Linked DNA regions of Homo sapiens: region 2 is linked to region 1. Evidence: chromatin loops called from intact Hi-C (ENCODE). Cell type or tissue: natural killer cell. All regions are shown on one strand. Each heading gives the region's core, and the rest is flanking DNA. Links, peaks and the distances in the headings are about the cores only.

Region 1 (5,366 bases), core at 104-5,103:
ATTTCCCAGATAAGATGCTTACCTGGTTTTCTTCCTACCTCTGGCTATTTTTCCTTATTTTTAGTGGAGACGGGGTCTTACCATATTGCCCAAGTTGGTCTTGAACTCCTGGCCTCAAGTGATCCTCCTCCCTCGGCCTCCCAAAGTGCTGGGATTACCGGCGTGAGCCACCGCGCCTGGCCACTTTCAAGACTCTTCTTGAGTGCTTTCTTCTGGACATGGTGTCATGGACTCCAGACGAACTCCAGACCTGATATCTCTAAGCTATTATTGCCAATCCCCTCCCTCATGCTGACCTAACATTCAGCATGTCCAGACTGGGGTGTAACAGTTGCCCCACTTAACCTCCTGTCTTGCTCTTCATCCTGCACCCCCATCTCAGTGACACTGTCCTGCAGTCACCCAAGCTAAGAAATGAAGTCAGTCCCATCTCCTTTCCCTCAACCCCAGGTCCACTGCTATGAGTTCCAGCTCCCTACAGATGTCAGATCCATCCTTCCCCTCTAAGCCCTCAAGGCTTTGCTACCTTGGATACTTTAACCTCACTTCCAAAACCCTCTTGCTTTTTGTCCCCCCATTCCACCCCAGGGAACATTTGCAAGCTCTAATGACCCTGGAATGCAGCTTTAGGGGCTCTCTCCACACTTCCCGAACCCCAGCTTCACCTTCCAGACCCAACTTAAACATCACCTCTGAGAAGAGCCTATCTTCCTCCATCATAGCACCAGTTGACACTGGACTGCAAGTGCCTATTTACTTGTCTCTGCCATTCATTGGCTGTAGCAAAAATGGACAGAAAAGATTTACCTAGCCAGGCATGGTGGCTCATGCCTGATCTCAGCACTTCGGGAGGCAGAGGTGGAAGGATTGCTTGAGGCTAGGATATGGAGACCAGCCTGGGCACCATAGCGAGACCCTGTCTCTACAAAATAAATAAATTTATTTTTATTTTTTATTACTATTTTTTTTTGAGACAGAGTCTCACTCTTGTCACCCAGGCTGGAGTGCAATGGTGTGATCTCAGCTTACTGCAACCTCCACCTCCCATGTTCAAGCAATTCTCCTGCCTCAGCCTCCCAAGTAGCTGGGATTACAGGCGTCTGCCACCACGCCCAGCTGATGTTTTTGTTTTTTGTTTTTTTGAGATGGAGTCTCACTCTGTCTCAGCCTTCTGAGTAGCTGGGATTACAGGCTAATTAATTTTTGTATTTTTAGTAGAGATAGGGTTTCACCATGTTGGCCAGGCTGGTCTCGAACTCCTGACCTCAGGTGATCTGCCTGCCTCAGCCTCCCAAACTGCTGGGATTACAGGCGTAAGCCACCTTACCCGGCCCAAAATAAATTTAAAACAACGCATGGGTTTGGATTTATGATGGGCTGGATTCCCTAGGCCTCTCATAGTACCCCATGCCAGAGCAAACTGTAGCCCCAACCATTGCCGGGCCTCTATGCCTGTAGGCTGCTGGCACTGAAGTGGGTTGCACAGTAGAAAACAAGAAAAAATTTTTTATAACTTTGGAATTTTAAATTTTTATTTATTTTTGAGACAGCCTCACTCTGTCGCCCAGCCTGGAGTGCAGTGCCACAATATTAGCTCACTGTAGCCTCAACCTCCTGTGCTCAAGTGATCCTCCCACCTCAGCCTCCTCATTTGCTGTGACTACAAGTGTGCCTCACCATGCCCAGCCTTTTTTTTTCTTTTTTTAATAGATGGGGGTCTCACTTTGTTCTCCAGGCTGATCTCAAACTCTTGACTTCAAGAGATCCTCCTGCCTCCGCCTCCCAAAGTGCTGGAGATTACAGGCATGAGCTGCTAGGTCCAATCGCTTTGAGATTTTTTTGGTTTGGTTTGGTTTGGTTTGTTGTTTTTTGTTTGTTTGAGGCAGTCTTCCTCTGTTGCCCAGGCCGGAGTGCAATGGCACTATCTCGGTTCATTGCAACCTCTGTCTCCCAGGTTCAAGTGATTCTCATGCCTCAGCCCCCTCAGTAGCTGGGATTACAGGCGCCCGCCACCACACCCAGTTAATTTTTGTATTTTTAGTAGAGACCGGGTTTCACCATGTTGGCCAGGCTGGTATCGAACTCCTAACCTCAAGTGATCTGCTAGCCTCGCCCTCCCAAAGTGCTGGGATTACAGGCGTGAGTCACTGTGCGCCGGGCTGGGTAAGCTTACATAACAAAGCAGTTAAAACCTTTAACGTAGTGTTATTACAGTTTTCTCTCCTTCACTAGACTGAGATCTGAGGGTCGTGCCTTGCTCACTGGAGCTCTGCCGAATGCAGTGCGTGTCTGATCGTGAACATAGTATATTTATGGGCCCTTTCAGGTCTAAGGTTATGAGGACGTAACCAAGGGCCAAGTGTGCGATCACCTCCAACCAACACAAACCGAGGTGCCGGGAACCCCTTTTAGGTTTACATCCCCATTTGGTTCCTTGACAACTCACTTGGCACCTGAGCCTGGAGAACCCCAACTTTCTTCCTCTCCCACCCACCTCACTCACAGGCACGGGTGGGGTGAGGATATAATACTTTATTCACTAACACGGGCCGAGGGAATGTAGTGATGTGGGGTGGGCACTGTTTCCAGGGACCCCGGCAGGGGATTCTCCCTGTCTCCCAGTTCCAGGGCAGCCGGGCCTGCCGTCCCCTCAATTTCCCAGACCCGGAGGCCGGGGCGAGGAGGAGCCTGGGTTAGTGCAGCCAGGTCGAAGCCCCAGCGCGCCCCTCCGCAGCCCTGCGGGACTCAGCTGCCCTCACACTCCGGGCAACGCTCGGTGGCAGTGGCGGCCGTGGCGCCAGGGGGCAGCTTGAAGTCCCTGCCGCAGCCGGCGCAAATATACAGGCGGCGCCGCATGTGCGCGCGTCGGTGGCGAATGAAGTGCGAGCTTAGGCGGAAGCGGCGGCCGCACTCGGCGCAGGGGTAGGGCCGCTCGCCTGTGTGCGTGCGCGCGTGCTCCGCCAGGTTGGAGCGGTGGCCGAAGCGACGGCCACACACAGCGCAGCGGTGCGGCTTCTCGCCCGTGTGCACGCGCCGGTGCTTGGCCAGCGCCGAGCTCTGAGCGAAGCGCGTGCCGCAGTCGGCGCAAGCGTAGGGCCGCTCGCCCGTGTGCGTGCGTCGGTGGCGCGCCAGGCACGAGCTGCCGCCAAAGGCGCGTCCGCAGTCCGGGCACGCGTACGGCTTCTCGCCCGTGTGCACGCGCAGGTGCTGTGCGTAGTTGGAGCTCTGCGCGAAGCGGCGGCCGCAGTGCGCGCATGCGTACGGCTTCTCGCCCGTGTGCCGCCGCCGGTGCTGCCGCAGGTTCGAGGCGGCCGAGAAGCGTTTGTCGCACTCGGGGCACTCGTAGGGCCGCTCGCCCGTGTGCGTGCGGCCGTGTTTGGTCAGCGCCGACTTCTGTGAGAAGCGCCGCCCGCACTCGGTGCACCCGAAGGGCCGTTCGCCCGTGTGCGTGCGCGCGTGCTTCGCCAGCGTGGAGCGGCGCGCGAAGGCGCGGCCGCAGTCGGGGCACGCGTGGGGACGCGCCGGGTCGGCGGACGGCGCGGGCGCCTCGCCCGGGACCTGCGGGGAGAGGGGGATAGGTCAGCCCTTAGCGGCAGGCCCCGGAGCCAGAGACCTGGGTCTCCACAGGCTGCTCCCTCTGTGAGCCTCAGTTCCCCATCTATGAAATAGGAAAGGCCACGGTGCTGCCTCCCAGGATGGCTGTGCGCATCCAGTGAGATAATGCGCGTAACGCACACATCACAAAGCCCAGTGGCGTTCTAGCTATTTTTATTAATTCAACCAATATTTACTGAGGGCATGCAGTGTCCTAGACTGTTCTAGGCACGGGGATTCCGCATTAAATAAAAAGCATTAAAAAATTCCTGCTTTCAGAAATAATGGATAAGGAATGCTGGTATTGGGGATGCTACAGATTTAAACAGGGTTGTCAAGACACTTTACCGATATGATAACATGAGCAAAGACTTAAAGGAGGTGACAGAGCAGGCTACGTGGATAGCCCTCTGAGGAGCACTGCAGAGGGAACGGCAGGGCGCAGAGGCGGGAGTTGCCTGCTGTTCCAGAAATGGCAAGAAAAATTGGTTAAAGCAGAATGCATGATGGGGGGAGTCACGGATGTAGTGGTGGAGATCTCTTGGCATATAGGGCCTTGTATTTGTTATATTTGGCTTTTTTTTTTTTTTTTTTTTTTAAGAGACAGGGTCTTGCCGTGGCCCAGGCTTGGTCCCGAACCTCCTGGCTCAAGCAGTCCCTCCTGACTCAGCCTTCTGAGTAGCTGGAGTTACAGGCACATACCACTGTGCCTGGCTCTGGCTTTTATTATAAAGGAGACAGGGACCTGTAAGAGGAGATGTCAGAGGGCTTTGAGCAGGGAAGTGACCATATCCTACACATTTAAAAAGGCTCCCCTCAGGCTACTGGGGTTGAAAACCAAATGAAGGAGTTGGAGAGAGCAGAAGCAGAAGCCCAGTGAGGAGGCCACTACAGCCACCTGGCAAGAGAAGATAGTGGCTCATACCCAGGTGACAGAAGTGGACGGTGGATGGTGGAGGTGGTGAGAAGTGATTGGCTTCTGGATCTATTTGCAGTGTGAGACAATAGATTTAATAAGAGATTAGATATGAGGTGTGAAGAAAAAGAGATCAAAATGACTTCAAGGTTTTTGAGCTTAGCAACTGCAAAGGTGGAGTTGCCATTTACAGAGATGAGGACGGTGGGAGGAGCAAGTTGAGAGGGGAGATCTGTTTTGGATGGTGTCACGGCTTCTTGACATATCTGGAGCTCAGAAGCGAGGCCTAGACTGGAGATGTTAATTGAGAAGCTGTCAACCTATAGATGGTTTATAAAGCCTTGAGAATGAGTGGATGAGATCATCCAGGGGATGGGCAGACAGAACCTAGGGCAGCAAGATGGGGAGAAGCCAGGGAGGGAGGAGAGCAGGAGAGGGGCATCCTGGAAGCCAGGCCAGGACCAAGTCCAGGCTCTTAATCAGCTTTGAATAGCAAACACCTATCATTTTTTAAGCAGTGAAGAAAAAGGCAAGGGTAAAAGCCAAATGTTATTCTGAGGTCTGAAATGAAACAATCTGAAAATGAGCCAGTTTCACAAGCTCTGGCCTTTTAGAGATAAAAATCAGAAAAAGGAAAGAAATGCCTTCTAAGAGGCACATGAAGGGAAAACATTCTGGACTAACAGTGAAGAGTATTGAGGGCATATTGCTCCCTTCCTAGAAAAGAGAACGCTCAAAACCCCAGCAAAACTGATGTCGCGTATCTACTGTGGCCAAGCAATTAATTCATGACCAAATGAAGTGCCTGGGGCATATTAAGGACAAGACAGTGTCAGCTTCTCCCATATTCGATCTC
Region 2 (5,366 bases), core at 301-5,300, 68 kb after region 1:
AGTGTCTCAGGCAGCGAGGAAATTGGAGGCCATTTTTCAGTCAATTTCCCTTTCCCAATAAAAGCCTTTAGTTGTGTACTGGGGCCTTGGCTGTGCTGATGGCCAGAAGCCAGGGGCCTTCTCCACAGTCCCTTTGGACTTGTCTTGGTCCCTGAGTACTCCCATGAAGATCCTTCTTGGAGGTGCCTGTCAGGTATCCTGTGGCCTCCCTGCCTGGACTCTGCTTGCCGTGTAAACACCCCCAACTGCGCTGCTCTGTGCTCCTCTCCCAGGTTTCTTGTTCGATTCCTCTTAGGTCTTTGGCTTTCAGGACCTCAGATTCTTTATCCTTGTAGCCACCAGAGGACAGAGCCCCAGAAGTGGATGTTTTAGGCCCAGAAGGACCAGGGCATCGAGAAGACATTGGGACCCTGTTGGGGGTGAGCATGGAACCCTCTTACTCTCGCTTCACCCTCTCAAGCTCCTTAGATGCTGGGCAGAAGTGGGATGAGTGGCCCAAGACCGAGATCCCTAAGGTTCTGAGAGCCAGTGTCTTCCCTAATCTGGCTTTCCTCTATCCTTGCCGTCGTTCCCACAGCCCTTCAGTGAAGTGCAAACTCAGTGGCCAAGTGTGGGCCAAGTGTGCATTGTACTGGCACAGAGAGGGGCAGTGACTCACTGGAGATCACAGGAATCAAAGGGCTGGCCCAGACCCAGTGGGCTCCTTTCCCAGACCTTTCTTGGCACAAAGCCTTTGCTGCCTGGCCTTGGAGGCCCTGCGGCCTACATTCTCTGGACCCCACTATGTGCCTGGCACAGGGCTAGTGCCTTGAGGAAACTGAGGTAGCTGGGTTGGTCCCCTTCCAGGAATTCAGAGTCTGGTGGCAGGGGCATGGGAAATAGACAGATGTAATTCTATAGCCTGGGCCTGGCACCCTCCACCTCCACGCCCCACCAGCATTGCCTTACGCCTCCCTTGCCCCACGTTAGATGGTTTCTTCCGGTTTTGCACTCTGGCTGCCCCTTGGAGTCTCCTGGGGAGCTGTAATATCTCTTTGGAGATTCAGATTGAGCTGGTCTAGGTTGTGGCCCAGGCATTGGGCATTTTGGAAGCCCCCAGGTGTTTTCAGCTTGCAGCCAGGCCGAGAGAGAGCCCCTGAGTCAGATCCCCATGGTTTAGGCACACCTAGCGGGAGGGGTGGCTCCTGGACCCCACCGTGGTTGGAGAGCTGAGCATGTGTGTGGCTTTAGTGGGGTCTGTTAGTTATGGGGGTCTGGGCACTGGAGCTGCAGGACACTTGGGATCCCAGGTCAGAAAGGGCCAGATGAGCAACTAGGAAAGACTTGGGGGCCAGGGCGGAGTGGGGTCACCTGACACTCTTGTGAGGCCCCTTCTAGTGCCTGCTCACACCGGAATTTCATTCACTCCAAGAAGCCATCAGGGGTAAGATACCTTCCTTTAAACGTCACTAAGAAAGAAGAGGCCTGCCGGTGACACAGTAAGATGCCATTGATCTAAAGATGCGTCTTGATTTCAGAAAGGTCCGGAAGTGGAAAGCAGGTTTCAGGGCTGCTGAGGTACAGGGTTCTCCTGTAGGCCCCAGGGATGGTCTCAGGGGTGCTGAGTGCGTGCGTGGTAAATGGATGGAGCCCAGGGGCGCCTCCTGCCAGTGTCCTCCAGGCACTCAAACCTAGCCCTTCTGAAGCCGACCTCACGTGACCTCACAGCCCCTCCTGAAGGCGCCTCACTGATGACGGTGGGTGGAATAACAGCCCCCAGAGATGTCCAGGTTTGGAACCCCAGGACGTGGGAAAGTGTTACCTTGCGTGGCAAAAGGGACCCGGCGCCTGTGCTTCAGTTCAGGATTTCGTGGTGGGGAGATGACCGTGGATGGTTGAGGTGGGCCCTGAGTAATCATGGGGGCCCTTATAAGGGAAGGGGAGTCACGAGGGTCTGCGCATGAAGCAAGGAAGCTTCTGGCTGTGAAGATGGCAAGAAGGCCTGGGGCCAGGCGATGAGGTGGCCCCTGGAGGAGCTGGAAAAGGCATTGGATTCTGCCCCAGAGCCTCCGTGGAGAAACAAAGCCGCACTGACAAGACTTCAGCCTGGTGAAAACCATTTTGGACTCCTGACCTCTAGAACTGTAAGATAATAAATTGGTGTGGTTTTCAACCTCTCAGTTTGTGGTAATTTGTTAACAGCCCCAATAGGAAACAACTACTCATGCATCCAGGGGACACCTCATGAACCACCCGATCTCACTAAGTTCTCCCTTCCTGTGACCACATTGCTATTTCAGGTCCCTGTCAGCACTTATAAATGTGGCTGCCTCTTGCTAGGGTGGCCTTTATAGCACATCTGAAACAGCACTCCTTGGCTTTTTGTTTGTTTTGTTTTTAGAGACAGGGTGTTACTGTCACCCAGTAGGGGTGACAACATCTCTCTACACTGGAGTACAGTGGTGTGATCATAGCTCAATGCAGCCTTGAACTCCTGGGTTCAAGTGATCCTCCCACCTCAGCCTCCTAAGTAGCTGGGTCTACAGGAGTGCACCACTTCACCTGGCTAATTAAGAAACTTTTTTTTGTAGTGGCAGGGTCTTGCTATGTTGCCCAGGCTAGTCTCAAACTCCTGCACTCAACCGATCCTCCCAGATCAGCCTCCCAAAGTGCTGGGGTTACAGGTGTGGGCTACTGTGCCCAGTGTGCTTTTCTTTTTTAGTTGTGTGTGTATATATGCAGTTTATATGTATACAGTTTGTAAGAGATACATATAGATAGATAGATAGATATAAACTTTTTGTTTGAGTAAGTTTTTTTTTTTTTTTTTTTGAGATGGAGTTTCGCTCTTGTTGCCGGGCTGGAGTGCAAATGGCACGATCTCAGCTCACTGCAACCTCTGCCTCCTGGGTTCAAGGGATTGTCCTGCCTCAGTCTCCCGAGTAGCTGGGGCTACAGGCACCTGCCACCACGCTTCAGTACCCTTCAGTGGTTTTTTGTATATTCACAGGGTTGTGCAACCATCACCACAGTCTAATTTTAAAACCTTTTTTTCCTACCATGAAAGAAACCTGACCCATGAGTAGCCCCTTCTCACTACTCCCCACCTTTCCTCACCCCCCAGCCCTGGCAACCACCCATCTACTTCCTGCCTCTAGATTTGCTTCTTCTGGGCATTGAAGATAAATGGAATCATATATGTGGTCTTCTGGGTCTGGCTTCTACTTGGCCCTATGCTTTCAAGTTCAGCCATGTGGATATCTTCATCTATGTTTATTGTTTTTTTTTTTTTGAGACGGAGTCTTGCTCTGTCACCCAGGCTGGAGTGCAGTGGCACGATCTTGGCTCACTGCAACCTCTGCTTGCTGGGTTCAAGCGATTCTGCTTCAGCCTCCCAAGTAGCTGGGATTACAGGCCTGTGCTACCACACCTAGCTAGTTTTTGTATTTTTAGTAGAGACTAGGTCTCACCATGTTGGCCAGGCTGGTCTCAAACCCCTGACCTCAGGTGATCCGCTCCCCTTGGCTTCCCAAAGTGCTGTGATTACAGGCGTGAACCACCGTGCCCAGTCCTTTTGTTTATTGTTGAATAACAGTGTATTGTGTGGATGTACGGTACATTAATACTAATTCAACTTCACCCTTTTTTAAAATTTTTCTTACTAATTCAACTTCACACTTTTTTTTTATTTTTCTAGTTTTCCCCTAATGTCCTTTTCTGCTTCAGGATCCCTTGTGACACCACATTATATTTAGTTGTCACATCTACTTAGCTTCCTCAGCCTGACAGCTTCTCAGGCTTCACCTTTGTTGATCTTGACAGTTTCAAGGAGTGCTGGTTTGTATTTTGTAGAATATTCTTTTTTTTTTTGGCGGACGGGGGGCGGGGGACGGAGTCTCTCTCTGTCACCCAGGCTGGAGTGCAATGGTGTGATCTCTGCTCACTGCAACCTCCACCTCCCCGGTTCAAGTGATTCTCCTGCCTCAGCCTCCCGAGTTACTGGGATTATAGGCGTGTGCCACCATGCCCAGCTAATTTTTGTATTTTTAGTAGAGATGGGGTTTCACCACGTTGGTCAGGCTGGTCTCAAACTCCTGACCTCAGGTGATCTACCTGCCTCGGCCTCCCAAAGTGCTGGGATTACAGGTGTGTGCCACCGCACCTGGCCTCAGAATATTCTTTTTAAAAACAACTTTATAAATTTAAAATGTATATATATATATATATATATACACACACATTATATATATATACATGCATATATATATACACATATACACGCATATATATATACGCATTATATATACGCATTATATATATATATGTTTTTTTTTTTTTTTCTAGAGATGAGGTCTCACTATGTTGCCCAGGCTGTTCTTGAACTCCCAGGCTCAAGTGATCCTCTCGCCTCAGCCTCTTACAGTGCTGAGATTACAGGTGTGAGCCTCCACACCCAGTTGAATATTCCTAAAATTTGGGTTTGTCTGATCCTTTTTCTCATGAATAGGTTTGGTTTATGGAGTTTAGGGAGGAAGACCACAGAGGTGAAGTTCTTTGCTTTTCACTTAAAACTTTTTTTTTTGAGACCGGGTCTTGCTCTGTCAAGCCGGGTAGAGTGCAATGGTGCAATCATGGCTCAGTGCGGCCTCAGGCTTCTGGGTTCAAGTAATCCTGCCTCGGCCTCCCTAGTAGCTGGAGCAAGAGATGCATGGCGCCATTCCTGGCTAAATTTTTGCAATTTTTTTTTGTAGAGACGGGGTTTTACCATGTTGCTCAGGCTGGTCTCGAACTCCTGACCTCAGGTGATCCGCCCACCTCAGCCTCCTAAAGTGCTGGGATTACAGGCGTGAGCCATGGCACCCAGGCCTGAATGCAGCCTCTTGCCTTGGCCAGGTTATTCTTCAGAGAAGTAGCAGGAGTTGGGGAAGGAAGTCTCGGCACTCCTGACAGAGGCCTGGGGCGTCAGACTCTGTCCTGGGCAGCTGCTGTGGCCCTGTGAGAGACAAGGCCTGCACAGGAGTCCAGCAGGGTTCAAATAAGTGAAGGCTCCGGCTCCTCATGCCGGAGGAATGAGGGCTCTTCACGTCTCTGCCACATCTGCCACCCCTTCCCATGAGGAGTGTCTAGTTACCCAGACCCTAGAGCGGCAGTGCGGCCAGCTTGATGACGTGCTGCTAGTCGTTTCACCCAGGCTCCCAGGCAGGGGGTCAGGCTGAGCTACTTGCCTTCCGTTCTGCTCCCGGCAGGAACCAAGCCGGAGACCTGGACATGCCCAGCTCCTCCTGATGCCAAGACCTGAGAGGAGTTTCTCCCAAGGATGGATTTCAAGGTAGATGTTTTGTGTGGGGCCCAAGTAACAACAGTGCTCCGTGGAGTCAGCAGCCACT

What was found. Peaks named below come from ENCODE experiments on the same cell type or tissue, not always from the same donor. Only the 100,000 strongest peaks of a DNase experiment are listed, where the experiment ranks them.
Region 2: it touches region 1 in a loop (6-fold over the local background); 40 of 110 quality-filtered maps call a loop at or near these places.

What each region holds. Positions count from the first base shown.
Region 1 is chr16:30,415,747-30,421,112 of GRCh38, reverse strand. ZNF771 (zinc finger protein 771) reads right to left here. Exons shown (of 3, transcript NM_001142305.2): 3 at 1,699-3,558. The coding sequence ends at 2,746. It overlaps SNORA80C (small nucleolar RNA, H/ACA box 80C), which reads left to right and starts at 1,354; the gene lies at 1,354-1,488. RefSeq lists silencers at 3,042-3,091, 3,122-3,201, 3,482-3,571. In natural killer cell, for the core only: no CTCF peak of the experiment used is centred there; DNase peaks (open chromatin) are centred at 2,347 and 3,192; H3K4me3 peaks cover 1,257 bases; H3K27ac peaks cover 1,293 bases.
Region 2 is chr16:30,347,559-30,352,924 of GRCh38, reverse strand. It overlaps CD2BP2 (CD2 cytoplasmic tail binding protein 2), which reads left to right. Exons shown (of 7, transcript NM_006110.3): 7 at 1-2,152. Among named protein-coding and RNA genes, the nearest start is that of CD2BP2, 5.1 kb to the left of the region's middle. RefSeq lists an enhancer at 4,694-5,193. In natural killer cell, for the core only: no CTCF peak of the experiment used is centred there; a DNase peak (open chromatin) is centred at 2,234; H3K27ac peaks cover 3,031 bases.